Regions from separate parts of the Homo sapiens genome. Here region 2 is linked to region 1. A link is an interaction called in ENCODE POLR2A ChIA-PET data of the cell type or tissue named here. Cell type or tissue: OCI-LY7. All regions are shown on one strand. Each heading gives the region's core, and the rest is flanking DNA. Links, peaks and the distances in the headings are about the cores only.

Evidence for each region. ChIA-PET counts read pairs that join two places held together with the same protein. Peaks named below come from ENCODE experiments on the same cell type or tissue, not always from the same donor. Only the 100,000 strongest peaks of a DNase experiment are listed, where the experiment ranks them.
Region 2: POLR2A ChIA-PET joins it to region 1 with 7 read pairs; 2 of 35 experiments call an interaction of 5 or more read pairs at or near these places.

The regions. Positions count from the first base shown.
Region 1 is chr11:60,492,731-60,498,103 of GRCh38, reverse strand. MS4A12 (membrane spanning 4-domains A12) reads right to left here and starts at 5,326. Exons shown (of 7, transcript NM_017716.3): 1 at 5,276-5,326; 2 at 510-791. The coding sequence starts at 785. In OCI-LY7, for the core only: no CTCF peak of the experiment used is centred there; no DNase peak of the experiment used is centred there.
Region 2 is chr11:60,399,443-60,405,147 of GRCh38, reverse strand. MS4A14 (membrane spanning 4-domains A14) reads right to left here. Exons shown (of 5, transcript NM_032597.5): 3 at 4,694-4,744; 4 at 2,087-2,236. Among named protein-coding and RNA genes, the nearest start is that of MS4A14, 5.8 kb to the right of the region's middle. In OCI-LY7, for the core only: no CTCF peak of the experiment used is centred there; no DNase peak of the experiment used is centred there.

The DNA of each region.
Region 1 (5,373 bases), core at 1,374-5,373:
GTAAGGTGACAGTTAAACTGTAGCATCTCTAAGGGTATTGGTGAAAGAGGCATAGCAGATGGAATGTCCCCCAATTCTTTCACACTCAGCCTTTCCCAGACTGCCCATTTGTAGTTTCCTTTTCTGGGGGCAGCCATCATTGTTCATTGTTATGTAAATTCACCTTTATGCAAAAACCAGACTTGTAACTAATCCAGAGATGGGATTGAGATTGTCCAAAAAGTCCTTTGAAGAAATGAGATCAAGCTAGATGTAACAGTGCTTCTGTCACGTCAATATTACCAAATTCTCCAGCTAGGGAGGCTCCTCTGTGTCTTGTTATATTTTTGCTTGATCTAAAATGAAATGAACTCAAGGGAAAGTCTATAGGCAGACTAAATATTTCTGTCTAAAAGAGATAATTTCAGAATAACGTTCAGAACTTTTTAGCAATTGGATGATACTCTCCTATAACTTATAAGAAGACCTTGCAAATGTGAAATTAAAATTCTGGTAGTAAATAGACTTACCCCTAGTGCCTTTGCTTCTTCTTTAAAGTTCATTACTGCTGTTCCCACACTTGGATTTATCATTTGTATATTTCCTTGACCCGGTTGACTGCTAGCAAAGATTCCCGGAGATGTGATGCCGTAGGGCTGAGCACGCTGAGCACCCTGAGCTTGGTTTTCTAAGTTGATTGAACCCAGAGGCTGTTGAAATCCAGGAGCCATAAAGCTGCTTGGTGGGTAAGGGTTGGGTATGGTTTCATTTACTTCAGCATGGCTTGTTGGCTTGGATGACATCATTATGTCCTAAGTATCACAAAACATACAAAAGTGATACGTTTATCCAGAAAAGAAACTAAAGAAAATCTTACCAAATGTCAAATGTCAATTATCTATGCAAATGGAGAGAACAAGTGAGCAGATAATGGGCCATAACAACTGATAGAAACATGATTCTCATAAGTCCCCAACCCCCACGCCAAGGACTGGTACCTGTCTGTGGTCTGTTGGAAACCTGGCTGCACTACATGAGGTAAGCAGCAGGCAAGCATTACTGCCTGAGCTCTGCCTCCTATCAGACCAGCATGGCATTGGATTCTCATAGCAGCATGAACCCTACTGTGAACTGCACATGTTGGGGATCTAGGTTGCATGCTCCTTATGAGACTCTAATTCCTGATGACCTGAGGTGGAATAGTTTCATCCTGAAACCATCCCTCATTAGAGAGATGCTATGCTGCCAACTGTGAAGTTGGAGGAAGGCGTCCATGAACCAAGGTGTATGGGTCGCCTCTAGAAGCTGGATGAAACAAGGAAACAGATTCTTCCCTAGAGTCTCCAGGAAGGAACATGACTCTGCTGACACCTTGAACTTAGTCTAGTGAGCTGGTATTGGAATTCTGACCTACAGAACTGTCAGATAAAAAAATTATATTGTTTTAAGCCACTACATTTGTGGTAGTTTGTTATATCAACAAATAGAAAACTAATACAGGGGCCAAGTAATACAATACTTGTATGGCAAGGAGGGCAGTCCAAGATTAAAATTGTTTGCCAGTAATTGGGAAACTAGATAGTTCACATATGCCCACTTAAGATGATTCTTCTGTTCTTTAGGAAAAATGCTTTTATTCATTTCTGTCCTTCTGAAAGCTTAGAGCATCTCAGGCCCCATGTAGGCAAGGGAAATTTTGTTGGAAATAAGCCAGTACAACTGAATATGGACAACAATGACTATTAATTCTTGAAAAAAATTATGACACTTAAAAAATTTGTCTTTAGCCTTAGATTCCTTTTTTTGAGGTCTTCAAAAGCACAACAATTTTCTTGTGCTTATGAATATCAAGAAAGTTAGAGTGATGAATGTCTCATTCTTGGTATGAAGTATGAATACTATGAATAACCTATTGGTACAATGTATCACTGGTATCTAACAAGGACACATATGCAGACCCTGTGCTCATAGAATCCAGAAATTTTAGGGTAGAAAAGACCCTTTCCATTTATCCTGTCTCATTCCCCTTGATTTACAGATGAGAAATTGAAGCTGAGTCGTTAAGTGACATGCTCAAGGTTACACAGAAAACATGTGGCAGAGTTAGGACTTGAAAATGGGATTCTTGGCTGTTGGTTCAGAATCCCCCTCCATGCAGCATCACTCTGGACATTTGCAGCTTGTTTTCCAGGCCAGCCTTGGTGACAGGGTATTGACTCTGCTCCTGCAACTACCCAACAACAAAACTTCTGTCTTCTGATGCCATGGAGAGGAGTTTATAAACCGGATTAACTTCTTTGTGATTGAGTGAGTTAGTAAGGATTCTCTTTAGCAAGCTTTAGGTGAGGTGTATAGAGAGCTAACATTTATTAAAGACTTATTATAGGCACAGTAGGGTCTGTATAGTGTCATGTTTAGGAACATGAACTTGGGATCTAACTCCAACTTTGTGTCTTTGGCAAGTTTGTTAACCTCTCTTTGCCTTTGTTTTCTGTCTGTAAAATAGAGCTAATAAGACTACCTTCCTTAGAGAGTCAGTTTGAGTATTAAAGAGTTATTCTCTGCAAAGTATGTGGAATTGTGCCGATTACAGGGTTGGCTCTATTATTATTTCTATGTTAAGTGCATGAGATACATTATCTCTGTACCCTTTACAGAACCCCATGAGATAGGTACTCTACTAAAATCCCCATTTCACAATGAGAGAATTTAATCCAGAACCTGTACTCATAACCCTTACCCTCCGATACTAGATGCAACTGAAAATGGTTGAAAACTCAATGAAAAGGGAGAAAACATCTTTCTGAAATATCTGATTACAGAGGAATTTTTTTTTTCAAAATGGAAACACATCCAGCACTTTAGGAGGCCGAGGCGGGCAGATCCCGAGGTCAGGAGATCGAGACCATCCTGGCTAACATGGTGAAACCCCGTCTCTACTAAAAATACAAAAAAAAAAAAAAAATTAGCCGGGTGTAGTGGTGGTCGCCTGTAGTCCCAGCTACATGGGAGGCTGAGGCAGGAGAATGGTGTGAACCCGGGAGGTGGAGCTTGCAGTGAGCCGAGATCGTGCCACTGCACTCCAACCTGGGTGACAGAGCGAGACTCCATCTCAAAAAAAAAAAAAATGTAAACACATTTGAGCCCACAAAAGTTTATTTTAAACAAGGAAAAAGGAAACAAGTCCATAGCTGTGACTCTTGGAGTAACACCACGTAACTCTCAATAGCATTTGAGAATGTGAGGTTATACATCCTATGGATCTGGTTTCGGTGGCCAAATATTGCTCAAGCCCTCTTTTCTAATCTTCAATCTGCTACTTCACTAAGTCTGGGACTTTAAGCAAGTTTCTTAATGAAATCCCTGTTAGTTCCTATGTCTCAACTGTAAAATGACAGAAGGTACCTAAGGAGGCTAGTCTAAAGTTCAAATTATCCTAATTTATGCAAAACTGTTGGAACAGTGCCTAGCACATGGCAAGAGCTTAAAAAGGAACTATTATTTTATTATTAGATCCCAAGGTATTCTATCTTGTTTTAGGCAGTGGATGTGGCCATAGGAAAAGTTTATAAAAGGAATTGAACAGGGTCAATTTCAAGAGCAAAGAAATAGGAGATGGGTACTCAGAGTACAGTAATTAACCAGAACAAGAATTTTTTTGAGCTTTTAAAAAGCATACAATTAAAGAATTGTCCACGTTTCTGCATGTATATGATTTCATTACATTCTCCTTTGCTGTTGATCATTGCTTTTTTTTTGTCTCGAGAAATTTTATGAGGAAAACTCAATACTTTTCATTTATTTATCAACAGTTTCTCCTTTCATATCTGCTGTTTAGTTTCTGGACTAAGATCTGTAAATTTCACATAGAACCCAGATTATTCATGGCTAGGTCTATAGTTATTAGGACTCAGAATACATTTTTACTGGGTCAAGTTCTGGTTTTATAAAAGGAATTAAAGACAGAGCCAGCCAGTTCTGATTCTTTAATTATTCAATTGAAATGAAGACAATTCTGTAAATGATACATGAGAAGGGAAACTAATAAATAGACTCCTTTTATAGATTCCACCTATTGACTTAGTAGGATTGTTCTCTTGACAGTTGACAAAATATTTACCCCTAGTTGTCCTTTTTTTAAAAATAAGAATTAGAACAACTGCAATTATTTTTAAGAACAAGGAACACATAAAAATATTGGAGCTCTGATGAGATCAAAAGTATAAGACTAAAGCAATTAGAGAAAACCTCAGCAATTTGCTCTGTGATTACATTATTTCAAATAAAAATGGGAAAAATTTACTTCTTTATAGTTTCTTTCTACCTCATTTTCATGCTAACTTCACTTTTGACAGAGTGAAGATGATTATTATTTTCAAGAGTACTTTATAGCATAAAGCAAAACATGAAACCGAATCATTTTCACAAAATCACCCAGTACATCCACAGGTATACACTTATATCACCTTTCACAAAATGCTGATCTGGTGAAAATGAATGTTCTTTCCCTACCTATTTTAATTTTAATTGTTTTCTTGTCAGAAAGAAGTACCTTAATTAAAATGTGTTACAAAGCCAAGGGCTCCAGTATTACTTCTGTGTTCTATGTTGTCCCTGTGGTAGCCACATAATCATCAAGTGCCCAGTGGGGCATGGCCTCGTCCTTTTGGGCCCATGTTCATGGAATGGCATACAGTTGAACCTATTATTCACCTTTCTTAGCATTAGCTTTTTTTTTTTTTTTTTTTAAGATGGAGTTTCACTCTTGTCACCCAGGCTGGAGTGCAATGGAGCGATCTCGGCTCACTGCAACCTCCGCCTCCCGAGTTCACGTGATTCTCCTGCCTCAGCCCCCCGAGTAGCTGGGATTACAGGCACCTGCCACTACGCCCAGCTAATTTTTGTATTTTTAGTGGAGATGGGGTTTCACCATGTTAGGCAGGCTGGTCTCGAACTCCTGACCTCAGGTGATTCTCCTGCCTCGGCCTCCCAAAGAGCTGGGTTTACAGGTGTGAGCCACCGCACCCAGCGAGCATTAGCTTTTTTTTTCTTTTTGCAGTCCGTTTTATCTCTTGTACAGCAACCAACTTACTTTTTCATTCCTCTTCTGTTTTGTTTCTTTCTTGTTTCGTTCATGGTTTTATTCTCCCTCATTTTTCAACTGGCCTCAACATAGAGTCAAGAACTTGTCTTCATCCCTCCAATCTAGAGAACAGAACCCACACAGGTAGACCAGCCACAGTTTGTGCCCATTGATTTGGAGGAGAGATAGGCAAGAACGTATCAATGGACTTACTTTGTTCCTTTGGCACCTCTATGTTTCCTCTTTCTCTGCTCCAACCTGTGTGCCAGTATCAGATATTTACCTGGATTTTATAGGTAGATTTTATTTCC
Region 2 (5,705 bases), core at 555-4,554, 92 kb after region 1:
AGATTGTGCCATTGCACTCCAAACCTGGGCAACAAGAGCAAAACTCCATCTCAAAAAAAAAAAAAAGTGGGTCCAAAGTCCCACTTAACCTTGAACAAATAACTGTGTGTTTCTGAATCTTGGTTTCCCTGCAATACACCCAAAATCTTAAATATTCAATATTTGTTGGTAAAACTGAAATGTATGAAGACCCTATTGTATGCAATTTACTGACTTTCTCCATTGAACAAGATATACCTGGTCTTGGATTTTGTAGAACTTACATCATGGTAAGGGAGGCAGACAATAACAAGTAATTAGATAATTATTTACCTAACTAAATTGTGATAAATGCTGTGAAGAAGGATTGGGAGCTATGCGCTACTCTAATGGGGGATCTATGCAGATATGAGCATAGAGGTGAGGTCAGGAAGAACTTCCTTAAAGAAGTGGTATTTCAGTTGAGATTTAAGTATGAGGATGAGTTAATTGTATAACTGGCCTGGTGACGGTTCAAAGCCGGAAGAAGCTGATCCTCTGATCATCTTGGGGCCGTGGATACTTGACACATTAAGGGATTATAGGAAGTGGCTGGAGTGTGGAGGAGTGAGAAGGATGAAGTCCTGGAATAATGTTGGAAAGATAGGTAGGATAGGTGTTACAGGGTTTGGTAAGGCTGTTAAGATTTGGGTCTTAATCATCATACGTTTTACAGGAAGCCATTAAGTAATGGCTCAGATTTACATTTTTAAATGATTACTCTAGCCACAGTATAGACAATAGATTGGTCTTTAGGACAGGGGTCAGCCCAAGAGACATCTAAAGCCCACTGTTCTGGCTCTTTTAGCTTATGATGTTTGGGTTACAGCAAGAAATTGTTAAGTTATGTAAGTGAGAACTAGGAAGAGATTGTTCATGGTTCTGTATGCAGGTAACTAATCTTGCAATACCCATCCATGGACAGCAGGAAATACGGAATTTCATATATCTGGAGATTTAACCCTTTCGGGTATATACAAGTTCTTCCTCGTATATACGAACATAACAAACAGTAGTTGCCTCCTGTCCATTCAGCAATGGCCAAGAATTATAATGTTGTATCATGTTCTTGGCCCAGTTAGGACAGGGTTTTATCGCTTATGTTGTTTTCTGGCTTTCTTTAGTAATCTATCATGAGTCTAATTTTAGAATTTATCTCAGAACACATGAGAGAGTCCCTGGGACCATTTCACTGAGTGATTGTGAGGATTAAATTACCTCTTGTATTCAGGAACTAACTTCTCATTTCTTATTTACTGAGGAAGACCATTTTCTGTGATTCCACTTTATTTCCCTTCTAACGGATTCAAATATTCTTCAAATTATAGAACCCATGCTTCAAGATATAGCTGGTAGGAATAAAATAAAACCCCAGGACTTGCTTAGGGAACTAGAGAGAAAGGCCTATTGGAGTCACTGACATGCTTAAAAATAATGTCACTGATTACTTGTTAGATAAATACTTTAAATTGCACAGACAACTACATTTCCTGGTAAAAGATCTCTCATCTGCTTTAATGAATAAAATTGCCACAATTATGTGAAATAATGTATGTCTTAAGCTTATAAAAATCCTTATTTTTTTAAATGACTTCTAAATACCTTCCCCCACTGTATTTTGATCTCAGTGTTATTGAGCAAACTTTTAGATCATTTTGTTCATTAATGCTGAAACAGTAAAATTTAATTCAATCTATGGCCATAATAATTGTATTAGCTAAACCTACTGACTATTTAACTGTGCAAGGTACTGTTTTAATTTAAGCAATCCTCACAACAACCCATGAGGTAAGCATTCTCATTATGTTCATTTTCCACTTGAGGAAAACCGAAGCTTAGAGAGAATACAATATTAGGCCAAGGTGACAAGCTTGTGTGAACAGGATTCAAGTCCAGAAAATATCGCTCCTTAACCATTGTAACAGTAACCCCATGGTACCCTTCTCAACCGTCAGTTCAAATGCTGACACAACTTCATTTAATAAAATAAAAATCAGTGAATCATTACATCATGGACACAGTTCAGAGAAGATTTTAGGGATTCTTCATGCAAAATAAGACCACTTACAATGAAAAGAGTTCTACTGAAAACACATATTTCTTCAAAGGATGGCATCTGGCAGTACTTGTCTTGATGTCTGTAGCTGAGAATGGTGAAAGTAATCCCAGTTATCGCAACCAAGGAGCTGATAACATTCATGCCCGTGACACCTTGACCCTGAAAGATAGTTTAAAAATGATAAAATAAATAAGATCGAAACCAAAGCAAAAATATCTTGTAAGAAATTTTTAGTGCTTTTATCTTTCCAGATACTTCTCAGGGAAGAGTTGTTCCATCAGGTCAGTATGATTGGAAGGCTTAATAAACTAAATTCTAACTCATTAAAGTCAGAAGACAAACCAAGTTTTAGAATGGGCTAAGGATGCTCTATGGCTAATGCTAAAGAAAATGTTCATTTTATCCCATTTTATCTCATTTTATCACCACCATCTTTCATAATCTGGAAGCAGTACAATGTGTTAGCAAATATCTTTGCTTGGAAATGAAACCTCATTTCAAGTCCAAGTTTCACTAGGACCTTAGGCAAGTAACCTAATCTCCTGGAATCTCAATTTCTGCCTTTAAAAATGTGAATGTGTCACCTAACTTTTAGGGTAGTATCCATTTATTCATTTATTTCATAAATATTTAATGTGCACCAGATACATGTGAGTACTGCATTAGGCCCTGGAGAAACAAAAATGAACAAAAGAGGTGACATCCTGCAATCATGTGGTTTACAGTCATTCCCTGGGAGAATTCAAGCAATAATCAACAGAATCGTTAACATTTAAAGATGTTAACCTATTTGGACTGGAGTTTAAAGGTGTTTTTTCTTGAACTCATTGTTGCAATAAAAATATTTCACACTGCCCCACCCAATTCCCTTTATTCATTCTTATTTTTTTGGAGGGGGGTGTGGGTGGGTGGGGTAGGTATATCCGAGTTCCTTTACAGGAAGGGGGTCATCTGATTTCTTCCTTCTTACCCACTCCCAGGACTGATATCACTCTTTTAAAGGAAAAACAAAGAAAAGCTTCACATTTCCATTCATCAGGTATTTGCTGTACCTTTATTGATTGTGTTATGACTACCGTGGTGGAAAATACAATGATGCCTTTACACAGCCAGTCCTTTCTGGAAGTTTGTGGCTTGGTGTGGCAAACCTCAGAAGTGTACTTGTGACTTAATGTTTACCTCAATCCCAGGTTTTTATTGCAAATAGGCACTTTGGCAGAAAATGCACAGGAACATATAGATAGGCCATCTCTCTCTTGGTCTTTAGTCCCCTTGTTTTCTCAAGGCTCTATTTTGGCTCCCATAGGACATTTTATAGACTAAGATCTCTAGATAATCAATCCCTCATGTGTATTGGGCTTTACAAAGAACATGCCCAGCCTAGTCTCTTCTGATTCTCATTATACTTTTGTGCTGTAGGAAGGACACTTGTTGTTATCCACATTTTACAGATAAATGGAATTAAGGAAGTAAGTGACTGTGAGCAATCACTTTCACGGTTTGTGGAAGGGCTGTGATGAAAAGCCAGGTCTTCTGATGCCTGGTTCAGCATCCTGCCTCCATCATTCCTGCACACCTCCATCTGCATAGCTCTCAGTGAGTCAGGAGTAGGTTTTCCTTACCCATAGTTTATTTCTCAGCTCTGGAAGGAAGTCAATACAGGGAGAACAGCATTTGGGGCTTCATCTGCATTGTCTGCATGTATTTCCATAAGCAGGGATGGAAACATTTATCTGCCCTCCCCTCAGAATGTCTCTATGCCTTGTAACTATCCCTAGAGGAAACTGGCAGAGGACCATAAGAACAGAGTTCAACTGACTTTCAGAGAGGCCCACATCCCCAGGACCTTAAACAAGATCAGAGTGGTTAGAAAGGAGTATGAACATTTAAGCATCATCTTGCCTTTTATCAGTAATGTCTCATTAAACTCTCAAAATAACCCTTAGAAGTAGGCACTTTTCCCTTCAGGTTAACACAGAAGTGAGTGATAGCCTTGGTTCAATCCTAGAACAATCCAGCATTGATGCCCAAACTCTTTCTTCCAGACCTTGGGCAGGATCTAAAGAAAAGCCTCGGTTGGTATTGGAGATAGGGCTAGGATTGGGAGGAAGAATTAGTGAGAGCTTAGGATTGGTTTTGGTTAGAGCAAGGTTTCTCAACCTTGGTACTATAAACATTTTTTGTTGGATAATTTTTGTGTTGGGGGGAGGCTGCCTTGTGCATTTTAGATGCTTAGAAATGTCCCTGGCCTCTACTCACTTGTTGCCAATAACACCAGTTGTAATGACCAAAAATGTCTTCAGATGTTGTCCAATATTTCTGGGTCCTGGGGGGTGCAGGGCAGGGAATTACCCCTAATTACAAACAATGAATTACAGGGATGCAGAATGGTTTCCAATAAACAACTCTTTTAGTTTACTTGACCAGGGAAATGGGAACAAGTGTAAGAATGTCTGTCAGGCAAACAGTGGCACTGGCAAATAGGAATGATCTGAACTGCAACTTTGATGCATACAGATTTTCCTGAAAGGTAACTTTATTACTAAAGGCTTCATACATAAAGATGATATAAAACAAATAGAAGATTTTAAATTTTATGTAGTTTAAGTGGCTTACCAGAAGTTTTGATTTCTTATCGGTTACTGTGAGGTATCCTGTAAGAATAAACTGTTAAGAAGACAAGAGACAAAAGTTAACAGGTGATGTGTTTGACCACCTTGCAGTATAATTTCCCTTGGATTTGCAAAATATCTGTTTGTGAATCTCCAAGACCATCCCGTTTTTCCACCTGAGCATCAGGGAGTAGGGAAGGTAGGCGTAGGTAGGGTAGGAAGAAACTTTGTGCTGGATTTGCTCAGCACTGAACAAGCGCTCTCTGCCAGGGCCAACTGGGACAGGCAGGCTCCTCTAAGATCCAGAGGACCAGATGTTTGATCCGGCTGGGGCTCCAAAAAGAGATTCCTGAGCTCTGGGCCTTGAAGAGAAGAGGAGGAGCTGTGCCTGTTCTGAGCAGGTGAAGGGAGACTTTCTCAAGGAAGACCCCTCTAAAGGCTGATATGGGGACTGATATCTAGTGTAGTTATCAGAGTCCCTCATTTCCCATGATCGTAGAGCCTAGTACCACCTCAGGAAAATGAGAACTCTGTCACTCCATGTGGAGTCCCTTACTTTTTTAATGTTCTGGGGATGGGAACCTTCTCTGTGGGAACTGGCCTTGGACCTTGGGGACATCTGGGTCTTAGAGTCCAAGGATCTGCAGCTGACTTGCAGAGATCAGAAAGTTACCTTTGATACCTCCCTCCGCTTCACTCCCCACATTGGATTGCCAAGTCCTGTCACTTCTACCTCCGAGTCACTCTCAAGGCTCTCCATCTCTAGCTCCATTGCCACCAAGCTAGTTCGGGAAACTCTTTCCTCATCTGTGTGTTTGTAGCCTCCTCTCATTGGATTCTCCTAGGTTTACTGTTATAATTGAATTAATTTCTCACTCTAAAAACACAATGATACTTCAACAAGTCTTCAAGTGTCACTATCCTCTTTAAAAACGTTCAGTGGCTTTCCCATGCTTTCACATTGAAGTTCCATTTTCTTAACATGACTATAGGGGTTGGCACGACCTGGTTACACC